Linked DNA regions of Homo sapiens: region 1 is linked to region 2. A link is a contact called in ENCODE Hi-C or POLR2A ChIA-PET data. All regions are on one chromosome and are shown on one strand. Each heading gives the region's core, a stretch centred on a gene start or an enhancer-like site at or near the end of the contact. The rest is flanking DNA. Distances are from core to core; before and after follow the strand shown.

Region 1 (6,219 bases), core at 2,939-5,438, 33 kb before region 2:
AGCTTGACTTTTTTGTTTCATGGACAGCATAAATACCTATAAACCTCACCAGCAAGGCAGCATGGTATGGGGTTATAACCACGGATGTCAGAGTCAGGCTCTGTAGTTTCATATCCTACCCACCCACCCCTTCCCTGATAGAAGCTGTGTGAACTTAGGCAAGTGACTCAACCTCTCGTTGCCTTATTTTTCCATTTTTTTTTCTTGAGAAGGAGTCTCGCTGTGTTGCTCAGGCTGGAGTGCAGTGGCGCTATCTTGGCTCACTGCAAGCTCCACCTCCTGGGTTCATGCTGTTCTCCTGCCTCAGCCTTCTGAGTATCTGGGACTACAGGTGCCCGCCACCACGCCCAGCTAGTATTTTTGTATTTTTAGTAGAGATGGGGTTTCACCATGTTAGCCAGGATGGTCTTGATCCTCTGACCTCATGATCTGCCTGCCTTGGTCTCCCAAAGTGCTGGGATTACACGCATGAGCCACCGAGCTTGGCCTCACTTTTCCATTTTTTTTTTTTGTAGTTTTCCTCAGATAGATCTTGCACATATTTTGTTAGATTTGTACCTAAGTGTTACATTTTGGAGGGTGCTAATTGCTGGGAAGTTTTTCACATGGCCTCAGACTGACCCAGTTCTTCCCCCTTTCTTGTTTGGAGTTCTCAATGCTGGGAGTTCTTATGCTGGGAGTACAACATGCCAAGATGAGGAGGAGCTGGTTGGAACAGTCAGGCTTCGTTCCTGTTCCCCCTAAGAGCAGGATGTCCTTCAGTGCCTTAGTCTAGCATGTTGTGTTCCCTTGGGGAGGATAAAACCCAAGGTAGGCTGCTTTCTGGGGTTCCTTGGCTGTGGTGCAAGTGGGGTCACGTGCAGTCGAGTCTTCATCTACCCTGGGCAGCTTTTCTGAGCTTTGGGGGACTGGCTTGTCATGAATCCTAGGCTTCTGTTGTCCCTTACTGCCTATCTGTGAGTAATAAACCTGTTTTGTGTAACTTGCATGCATGAGTGTTCTGTCTCACTGGACTTGGGCAAATAATCATTGCACAGTAAACTTGCTTCACAGTACTATAAACAGTATTATGTTTTTAATATCAAATTCCACTTGTTTATTGCTGAGTCATAGGAAAGCAATTGACTTTTGTATATTAATCTTGTATCTTGCAACCTTGCTATAGTTGGGTTTTAGTTTCAGATTTTTGTTGTTTCTGTTCTTTCAGATTTTCTACACAGACATCACGTCATCTGCAAGCAAAACCAGTTTTATTTCTTTCTTCTTATTCTTATACTTTTTATTTCCTTTTTTTTCTTGTTGCATTAACTAGGACTTCCAGTATGATATTGAAAAGGAGTGGTGACAGGAGATCCATTATTTTTAAAATGAAGACTATGATAGGCTCTACCTAATAAGACTCTTTTGAGGCTCAAGGAACTAGCACATGTAAAGTGCTTAGATGAGACCTGGAACTTAGTAAGTGTTAGGTAAATGTTTGTTAAATAAATAAATTACTTAGAACTCCCTGTGTCTAGATAATTCCTAGACTTGGTGACTTCACTATGTCCAACTGCAGGCAGGGTGCTCCAGTCAGGTAAGAGAGCTGGGGACAAGGGAGTTAGGTCTGATAAGCTATCCTGCCCAACTGGTTCCTTGCTAGACCTATGCGCCACAAGGAGGGGAAATGACCCAGACTCATTATGGAAACTCTCTTCGTTGTTTCCAATTAGAGGTGAGAATGGAAGCCAGAGCTCCTTTCTTCACTTAATTTTATTTTCTTTTCTTTTCATTTTTTCGAGATGGGGTCTTTCTCTGTTGCCCAGGCTGGAGTGCAGTGGCACAATTATAGCTCACTGCAGCCTCAAACTCCTGACGTCAAGCAATCTTCCCACCTTGGCTTCCTGGAATTTGTCTTTTGGCCACAATCAAGAGACTTGGAAAGTGGTTGAAGAGTCTTGCTCATTTAAGGAAAACTCTTTAGGAAGGACTTGTAGATGACATGGTAGAATCTTTAGAAGGCTGGAGTTCATCCTTAATTTGCATTGTCACTGGGCAACCATCAGCATTGCATTGACACTCGGCAAGTGTGTGCCACCTCTGCTGCTGGGGAATTGAGAGTGTAATAAATTAGAATTATTATGTGTAGAACCATATAGAATTCAGCAAAATACCTTTACATGAGTGCCATTCACAGTCCAGTACACTGAAGATGGCAGTGATTTCCTGTGGTTTTAGTAGGGGTCTGACCAGGAATTAATTGCTGCAGCATCTCCATAGAAAAAACATCATGACCTAGATCCTTGGCACTTCCAGTGCCTGCTGGCTGGATCCGACAGTCCATGATGAAGTTCCTTCCAGAGGCTGAAGTGGAGCCAACATTGAGAACAGAATTGAATTATCCTGGTCAAGGAGAGGACAAGATCAATGTTTGATATTCATGCTCTGATAGATGGGAGGGAAAGGCTGTTCTTCTGTGGCACCCAGCATGCAACATTCTGCCCTGGGAAAAGCTGTAACGTGGTGATCTTGCACTGTGTGTTGTTATTCTCTGCAGCAGAAACTAATGTCTGCCTAGAGGGAGGAGCAGGGCCACAGCTGAGTGTCTGAGGAGACTTGCTGCTCATTCAGCCAGTCTACCTTGGAAGTTCACCTGGTGGGCTGCAGAGCTCCTGTCCACATGCGCTTAGTGATTTGCATCCTCCCTCTCTCTCTCTCTCTTTCTCTCGCTCTCACTCTTTTAGAGACAGAGTCTTGCTCCATCACCCAGGCCGGAGTGTAGTGGTACAATCATAGCTCTCTGTCATCTTGAACTCCTGGATTCAAGTGATTCTACTGCCTCAGCCTTCTGAGTAGCTGACACTACAGGCATATGCCACCACGCCTGGCCGATTTTCTAGATTTTTTGTAGAGATGAGAGTCTTGCTATGTTGCCCAGGCTGGTTTCGAACTCCTGGCCTCACGCAATTCTCCTGCCTTGGCCTACATGTTCTCTTAAATTCAGGTTAACAGGCCAGCTGAGGGTCAGTGTACCTCCTATGCAGCATTGAGTCTGTGATTGATGCTCAGTGAAGGGGTGAAGGTTGGTTGTTTGAAATGATAAACCCTGGCTGTTCCTGGCAATGGTTCCAGTGAGAGCTGCTCAGGGTCCAGAGAGAAGAGGGGCAGATGCCCTGTAAGAAATCTGCACTGCTGCCAGGCCTGCACTGTGAGAGCCTCTCATGCCCCATCTCTTGGTGTAGGAAGCATCTCACTGGCTTCCTTCTTCAGCTCATCAAGGTGGAGGGCCTGGTGGGCACTTATGTCAACCACAGAATGCTGAGGAGGGCTGTCCACCTACCTTTTGAGTTATGGAATTCAGAGCCAGGCTCAAGACTTGGCGAAGGGTCTGAGCATATTGGCCACTGCAGGAGTGTGCCAGGAGGGGATGCTTAGGGTTGGGGGTTGAGGTGAGTGAAGACCTTGGGGAAATTCAGCCAAAGACGATAAGGAGGAGGGAAGGGGACACTTGGTTCAGACCATCTAAAGGGCTCTCTCCTGCTGCTGATGCAGAGGCCAGGGGACGCACCAGCGACTGCAGCTCGCCCAGCTGGCCCTCTGGTTGGTGCATGGCCGCCACTCACATGTCAGCAACAGTGACAGAAGTGTGGAAGGGGAGCTGTTCGCAAGTCATGGTTTACCCATAATTGCTGCAAAGTGGGAGAGCCCTGAGTGGCTCTCCATCCAGTCCCAGCCTGGCTTGGAAACAGGATTTGTGCTCCCCAGGGAGGCTGGGTGATAGAGCGTTAAGGAGCAACCGTTGCTCCATCTCTGGATTTGAGGTAATGTAGCAGAAAAGAAGCCAGACAGGCCCAAGCTGAAATCGCAATTCCAGCACTGAGCATTTGTGTTGTCTTGAAAGTTCTTCTCCAGCTATCAGAATCCTCATCTGTGGGAAAAAAAAGAGGCACTACTTCATTGCTTGGGTGACGGCTATGACAGAGCCTGTGTGCTCAGGACAGTGGGGAGTAAACGGGGCTCTTACGGTGGAGGAGAGCCCCTAAGCCGGCTGCCAGCATTTCTGTGTCTCCACTGAGCAAGGAGTTAAGCTTCTCAAGTAGTAAGCCTCTAAGAGACACATTTATAGAGGCAGAAGGTACTCAGATATACACGTGCCAAATGTGAGGGCATGCTTGAGTGTGAGCAGCGCTGTAAATTGAAAACAGCCTTGCAGCAAAGCATGACTAATTATAGGACTTGGGAACCTTACCAAAGCTCCTTCGTAGCATTCAGATGATTGTGTTAAAGAGAGCATTCTAGAATTTTCAGCTGAGTTTCAGAGGCTGAGTGCGACATGCCGTCACTTTGTCCTTATGGTTTGTACCCGCCCGGCCTGAGAGGTGCTGTATTTGCACATTTCAGCCCCCTGAGCACTGACGGGTGGTGAATATGGAGCAGTGGGGCCCAGGCTGCACTCTCTACTTCGTTTCTCCTTCACCCTGGGCAAAAAGCTAGCAGGCTTTCCTGTTTCCGAGCTGACTGTGTGATCTGAGCTGACTCTGTGAGCATTGTTTTGTTCCTTTGAGTGGCATAAGCTGGTGGGGGGCTGGCAGGGGAGTTGTACTGGTGACTGGGTAAGGGGCTCAGAGGGAGGGGAAAGGCAGAGAGAGTGGGAGAACTGCAGTGTTTGATCATGGAGCCCCTTCGTCACCCACCAGGCAGTGCCCCCCCTCCACCCACTCCTTCCTCTCCCAAAAGGCCCTGGCTGGGGCTTATCTCTGCACTGCTTCTCTGGAATGACGTTGCCTCGTTTTGTCCTCAAGTTAAATGAAAGGTACACATCCAGCACACATATCCCTGGTGGGTTTTCTGGTGTCCAGACCTAATGCCACACTAAACAGAAGTATATTTTTTGGTTATAAAAGTCCAGGAATTTTTTTCTTTACTCCTTTCCCACTTCTCTCAAGTGTAGGGAGCCCCCATATGTGCCAGAGAAGAGAAATGTCTCCAGTTCCCCAGGCCGCTGACTCAGTGAAGTTCTGGCTGGCACATTGCTTGGATGGAAAACAGTGTGTTCCACATACAACCTTTGTAAGAAGTGTGACCCCCACGCTGGTGGGGCCCCACTGTCCTGGAGAAACTTATGACGTTCACATGGGCAATTCTGAGTCTGTGTTCTTGGATAAGTGGTCCTCCGCTCTGCCCGAGGCCAGCACCAGGAAGCCACCTCGCCACAGTCTCCTGCAGGCACTCTCTGCTGTCCTGTTATGGACTGGAGGAACCCTCAGCACCCCTGAAGAGCATTTGTCTGGGACAGACACCACCCTGAAGCCAGTTGCTGTTTATTGAGCACCAACTTTGTGCTTGGGACTCAGGCAAGTGACCTCCTCTAGTCCTGGCAACCGCTTTGTCAGGGAGACCCTGTTAGGCTCATTTTACAGTGTGGAAGCTGGAGTTCACACAGGCATGCTAACTTGCTCCAGATCATGCAACTGGCCCTAAAACACGCTTCTCCTGCAATACTGTCCTGCACACAGGCCCCTGTCGGGGGCACAGGCCTGGGTGGGGCAGCAGGCCGCAGAGTTAATGCACAACGTGAAGTGGGAGTCGTTGGATCAGCAGCCCAGAAAATACTGGAAGAGCCACAGCTTAGACCTGTGTGCCTCCTTTTTTTGCTTTCTGCTTTTAAAATCTGTATCCTGAGGCTCACAGTTCTCACCCTAGAATCAATGCGACTGGGAAGTTTTTCTGCTCCAGGCTGTCCTTTCTCACGGACAAAATGGGGGTAATAAAAACAACAGCAGGAATCTCTGAAAGTTATGCAGCATTAATGTCCAGAAAATATTTACTGTTTTGGCAAGACTACTAATTGAGGGGCTTTTATATGCTGGTAAAAGTAAAATGCACAAAACCCCAAGATACCCACAAGCTGTGTGTATAATTCAGAACTGAGCTGTAGGAGAGAAAAACAGCAGCCAAATTCAACCAGGGATTAAGGGAGCCTCCCATTATGTGAGAAAACCTTGGACTCCACAGAATTCCATCCCTGTAAAGCATTGGTGAGTGAGTGACAAGCCCTTCAGCCAATGAGATTCCACATTGGAAGCAATGACATCATGGAGGTAAAGGCTTATTCGTTGTTGGCCTCTGAGACCCAACCCCAAGCTACTGGCATGTGTAAAAACTGCTTCTCATTGGCCTGGAGGAGACAGTGCACTCCAGAACAATGCTTTATCCGGCCTCTAGCAACCAACTGCTTCC
Region 2 (5,898 bases), core at 440-2,939:
CTTTCTCATTTAAACTCTGGGTGTGTGTTTGTGCAAATGTCAGCTGAATTGATATGGTGAACACCCCTCCATGGGGTCACCCCTTTATAGCTCTGAAGGGATAGCTGCCCAGCTCAGTGGGTTCTCCCTTCGTGCTCTCATATCAAACGGCAGGAACAAAAGGATCATAAATCAATGTTTTCAGAGAGGGCCAAGGTCTTTGTGTCCAAGTAATCTCGAGTGCCAGCACAGAGTGCCCTGCCCTGGGCCTTGGGCTGAGTCCCGGCAGCCTTGTGGTCCATGTGGGTCATTTACACTCTCTGACCCCTGGATGGAGAGGGTACTGACACCTCCTCTTCTGCACTGGACATTGGGGGGTCTGCATGAAGTCAGGCATGGGAAATGTGCTGTGCAAACCTGCCCTAAAGATGTCTGGCCCCTTAAATAAGAGACTTGTTACCAGGCCCAGATATGGCCTGGGCTGAGCTTGCTGCAGTGTCTGAAAGTGCAACTGAGATTTCCTTATTCGTGTCTTACAGTTTGTTTTCTGTCTCCAAGCATAATATCCTGTTCTTGTCTCTATCAAATTTCATTCTATTTTTTTTTTTTTTTTGAGGCAGGGTCTCACTCTGCCACCCAGGCTGGAGTGCAGTGGTGCAATCAGAGCTCGCTGCAGCCTTGACCTCCCAGGCTCAAGGGATCCTCCTGCCTCAGCATCCTGAGTCACTGGGACCACAGGTGTGTGCCACAATACCTGGCTAATTTTTAAAATTTAAAAAAATTTTTGTAGAGATGGGGTCGCCTTATATTGCTCAGGTTGGTCTTGAACTCCTGGCCTCCAGTGATCTTCCCATCTTGACCTCCCAAAGTGTTGGGAGCCACTGCACCCAGTCAAATTTCTTTCTTAATGGTTTCTGCTTCTCTAGCATATTACAGATGAATTTCAATTTAATCCATTACTTTCCTGGGTTGTCCTTTTCCTAGTATTTTGTCATCTACATGCCTAAGGAAACTATTATCTACCATGTTACCTGGAACCTTCATACAAATTGTTGAATGAACCCGCCCCCAATGCACAAAGCTATTGAACATAACTTTCGTAGTCCTGCAAAGCTGATACAGATCTCAGAAGAGAAACGCTTGAATGTACTGACCCAAATGGCTACTGATCTATTATGCAAAAACCTAAAAGTACTAGCAGTTAAATCTGGCTCTCATAGTCTTCTCACAGGCAAATATTGCTCATTCTGAAAAGCTTATCTGAAGAAAGAATTGGTTCTTGATGCTCTGAAGTATACTGGTCTCTCTTATTTGAGTTGGATGAATTGCTGCCATTTTGGAATCTGCACTGTGTGTGGGCTGGGCATGTGGGAGTTACCTGTTCCCCTCCCCAGGGTCTTTCCCTCCCCTCCCCTCTCTGCCCTACCTGGGCCATCTCTCTTCCCTCAATCATCTCCCTACCCACCTTTGGAGGACCATTTCCTCTTAGTGACTGATAATGAAATTCCTGAACACAGGTCAGGATGCCAGGGATTTTAACAGTCGAGACTCATCCAAGGAGAAGACACTGAGAAAGCAGCAGGCACACCTGTGTTCAGATAAGCTGACTTTCCTGTGTTTTGTGTTTGTTCCATCTGTCACCATGGGAACAATGGCAGTGCACCTGTCCCACTTGGCAGGGACTTCAGTTGGACCCATTCCACAACCCATAGCTCGGGACTCAAACTGCCACGGAGGAGTCAAGAGACCTGCATGCTGCCCACCTGTCTTGGGTGTGGCCTCGAATAAACTTTAGCTTTTCTGAGCCTTACATGTTTTCTATGTTTAAAAGATGAAAAACAAATCTAGACCTCTACCTATGCCTATTGACTCTGGTTTAAGCTGATTTATTAAACCCTCTTTTGATCCAGACTGATGATTTAAGGTTTTTTTTTCTTTTTTTGAGATGGAATCTCACTCTGTTGCCCAGGCTGGATTGCAGTGGCATGATCTTGGCTCACCACAACCTCTGCCTCTGGGGTTCAAGCAATTCTCCTCCCTCGGCCTCCTGAGTAGCTGGGATTATAGGCACCCGCCACCACTCCCAGCTAATTTTTGTATTTTTAGTAGAGACGGGGTTTCTCCATGTTGGCCAGGCTGCTCTTGAACTCCTGACCTTAGGGGATCTGCCCTCCTCGGCCTCCCAAAGTGCTGGGATTACAGGTGTGAGCCACTGCACCCAGCCTCAAGTTTCATGATAAATCATTAGCAGTGTGATTGCAAGACCCCACTCTTCCCTCTCTTCCCAGTTATTTGCCCTCAGAGAATCTCTAATGAATTTGACGTGAGGTAAAAGTTGGGACTGTTGGGACTCATTTGACCATTTCCCGAATGTGTTTTCCAGCACAGGAGTGGAAGGGATGGCCCTGAGTCTGGTGTCTCAGCCCTTCTCAAGGTCCCATGAGAGTGAGAGGAGCAGTTCAGGCCTCAGAGAGATTCTGCCTGAGCTCTGAGCTGCAGTTTTGGGACATGTGGGCCTTGTACAGGTAAGTGAGTGCGTTTAGCAGTGCAAGTGCAAAATACAGGAAAACGGGTCCTTTGATATTTCTAAAAATACGTCCCATAAGAATTCTAGTGTTTTATTAATATTAACCACCTGGAGAAGAGGGTGGTTGCTTGGTGGTTCCTGGAATTTGTTTCATCTCTCGAATTCCTGTTTGCATCATGGAACCTGTGTGCTGCTGAGACTGTGCTGGCACTGGAGATTACTTGGACACAAAGACCTTGGCCCTCTCTGAAAACATTGATTTATGATCCTTTTGTTCCTGCCGTTTGATATGAGAGCACGAAGGGAGAACTCACCCTGGGAGCTGCATGCATGGCTGGCTGTCTTGGCCTCCCAAGATATAAGTCCCTGAAGCAAATGGACTTAAATCATGTGGTTCTTTTAAACCTCCTTAAGTGTCTTATTGAAGCTGAATTGTTGTGACAGTGATCCTAAGTCACAAAGTGACTTTCTGGGGAGAGGGCTCTAATGCTGCATGGATTTGGTAAGAAAGGAGAGTCCAGGGAGGCAGGAAGTGCCCTTAGAGGCAGGGGGCAGGGCCAGCCTCCGTGAGGCCCTCAGACACGACAGTGGCCCACGGACCCTGTGCCTCTCAGGCCACACAGGATCAAGGGTGGACTAGAGCCTTGTCGTAGTACTCAGTGATGGTTCCTCTGGCTCTGTCTTCTTCTCTCTGTTGGAACTCAGCTCTCCAAAGGAAGTCTGGGATGCCCCAGGGAAGCTCAGACAGCCTGGAGGATGGGTCCCCGAGGTTCCCGGGCACCTGCCAGCCCCCTCCTCACTCCCGTCTGCTTGGGTGCTGTCAGCTTGCACTAAGGGGACAGCTTGTCCTTGCTGTCTCGTGCAAGGTCCCACGGCTGTCAATGCCCCAGTGAAGGCTGGGGGTTTCCAACCTGGAGGCACTTCCGACACCTGTGCCGAGGCCACCTTCTTTCTGTGGCGGATGCAATGCTCTCAGTGTTCTGAGCGGGTATCAGGGGAGGGTGGTACCTAGCAGGCTGGCCCTCTCTTCTAGGGTGTGAAGGCTAGCATCTCTCAGACTCCTTTACAACCAAAGATCCAGAGGTGACTTAAGAACATGAATTTGATGACTTATGAGGGACTTGCATTCTGAGCAGAGTCAAACAGGGAGAGAGGCAGAGTGTGGGCCCTGGTTTTGCTACTGTGGCTCAAGCATGAGCCTCATTGCTCTACAGCCAGCCACCTTAACAGTGGCTTCTCTGTGCCATCAAGAGCTTACTGGCTGTAGCGGGAACGGCTCCTTGTCATTCTTGGAAAACTGGCCTAGGGTTTGCTTCTTCAGCTCTCCTGTGAATTCTGTTGACCAATTACTGTCCCTGGAGAAATCTCACTGGGCTTGAATTCGCTGGAGTAGATGCTGTGCTGTATGATAAAGCTCTGTCTGGTAGAAGGGGTGTGGGGGAATTGTTCCAAAACATGCATACAAAGTGGTTCATTGGTCATTTTGTTCCATGGCAAGGGAAAGGGGAAACATAAAGTATTAAAGGCTTAGTATAGACAGACAGGCTGGCAAGGGAGATGTGGAGACAGTCAGACAGCCAGTTGGAAGGTCCCTGGAGAACTCAGAGCTCCATGTGTCATTGATGTCTGTGAGCAAACCTTGACCCCTGCCCCTCTGGCTCATGCTGGCTCTGAGAGTTGACGGGAGAGGCTTCTTGCCTGTGAATATCCTTGCTGCCTGTGCCCATGACTTCTGCCAGCTGTGGCTGTGTCTTTCTTGCAGGCATTGGGATATGTTCCCTATTATTAATCAATTTTGTTAGACACAAAATTCAAGAGAATGTCACCAGTTCTTGAGAGTCTCATCTCTGGCTGAACTAGGTTCTCTCCCAGGTGCTTGACTCCTCTGTTGGCTGATTTACAAAAAGGTGTCCTATTCATGACCTCATGGGTTGTTTGGAGGTTTAAATGCATCGAATGGAAGCTCCCTCCCAATATTTGTGAGCCCAAGAAAGAGTGCAGATGGAAGACTCCCTCCCTTCCCTCCCAGTCTGACCTGGTTCAAGCCTAGGAGTCCACACGCCTGCAGCATGTTCTGTCCTTTGGAAGACAGGCCCAGGGAGAGGGCTGTGCGGCCCTGGAAGCAGATCTGGGTTTGCAGCAGGAGATTCTGGAGTCTGGCCCAGAAGGGGAGATGCTCTAGGTCCCTTGACTCCCAGCCTCCTCAGCCCCCAGGGAGGGGAGCAGCCAGACAGGAGCCCGGGCAGGACCCTTAAAATGTGGGCCCCGAAGCCTGTGGTGGCCGAGGTCTAAGAGTGACGCTGCAACAAGCCTTCCCTATTAATCAGGGTGCTTCCTGTTGCAAGGAAAAACTTAAACCCCTCAGACTAGCTTGAAAAAAAGGGAGACTTTATGACCTCACTTAACTGAGAAAGAAGTGAAGCAGCCTTGGGCAGGCGGGATGGAAGGGCTCAGTGAGTGTGGTCAGGGCCATCTCTCACCCTTCTTCAGTCCTGGGTGCAGGTGGGGGGACTCAAGCTCCTCCTAAAGGGGGGCCTCTTCCTTGTGTAGCAGAAGGGCACACATGTCACCTGAGTGTAACAACCCCAGGACAAAGGAATAAGCTTTCACTGTGCACACGGGGTAGACAGCAGGCCTCAAGCCAGTCCCTCATTGTGTCACATGGAGGGTGTGGATCACCCAGGCTAGGGGCAAGCGTAGGAGTCTGTGATGGGCAGCCCCACCAGAAACACATGGACGCAAGGAGAGCAGTTCTCCCAGGAAGGGAGGGTACCATGACAACGCTGTGTGGGGGGAGGCAAGGGGGCTGGACAGACAGAACAGTGTGCGCCCCCCACTCTCCAGCCCTGCCGAGAGTGGCACCTGCCCAGCCTGGACTCTCCCCATCCCTCCTCGGAAGGCATTAGTCATGAACAGCTCTGTGTGGAGCAGTCACTGAAGGTCCTATGTCTTTATCCCACAAAGGTTTGATGCTCTCCAGTTTTCATTCTCCATGAAAGTGGGGGCCTAATAATACAGTTGACCCTTGAACTGTGGTTTGAACTGCAAAAGTCCACTTATACATGGATTTTTTCAGTAAAAGTAACACTGAGTGTGCTTGCCTCTCTGCCTTCCCTTCCACCTCCTCCACTTCTTTTGCCTCTGCCACCTCTGAGACAGCAAGACCAACCCCTCCTCTTCCTCCTCCTTCCCAGCTACTCAACTCGAAGACTATGATGAAGATCTTGATGATGATCCACTTCCACTTAATGAACAGGGAATGTATGTTCTCTTCCTTACAATTTTCTTAATAACATTTTCCATTCTCTAGCTTACTTTACTGTAAGAATCCAGTAAACTCATACATATAACCTACAAAATAGATGTTAACCTACTGTTTATATTATCAGTGA

The links. Hi-C counts contacts between places; a loop is a spot of excess contacts on that map. ChIA-PET counts read pairs that join two places held with the same protein, here RNA polymerase II (POLR2A).
Region 1: a map of posterior vena cava shows a loop between it and region 2 (9-fold over the local background). The contact joins two enhancer-like sites. A Hi-C loop is called at or near these places in 2 of 168 maps with a recorded cell type or tissue (GM11168 and posterior vena cava). POLR2A ChIA-PET finds 5 or more read pairs at or near these places in 1 of 52 experiments (HepG2).

The regions. Positions count from the first base shown.
Region 1 is chr1:229,203,499-229,209,717 of GRCh38, reverse strand. No RefSeq gene overlaps it. Among named protein-coding and RNA genes, the nearest start is that of TMEM78, 43 kb to the left of the region's middle. RefSeq lists enhancers at 3,483-4,090, 5,893-6,219. Within about 2 kb of position 4,188, at least 6 of the 41 ENCODE cell types and tissues checked have a DNase peak (open chromatin) inside an H3K27ac peak, as active enhancers do.
Region 2 is chr1:229,167,847-229,173,744 of GRCh38, reverse strand. No RefSeq gene overlaps it. Among named protein-coding and RNA genes, the nearest start is that of LINC02815, 16 kb to the right of the region's middle. Within about 2 kb of position 1,689, at least 3 of the 41 ENCODE cell types and tissues checked have a DNase peak (open chromatin) inside an H3K27ac peak, as active enhancers do.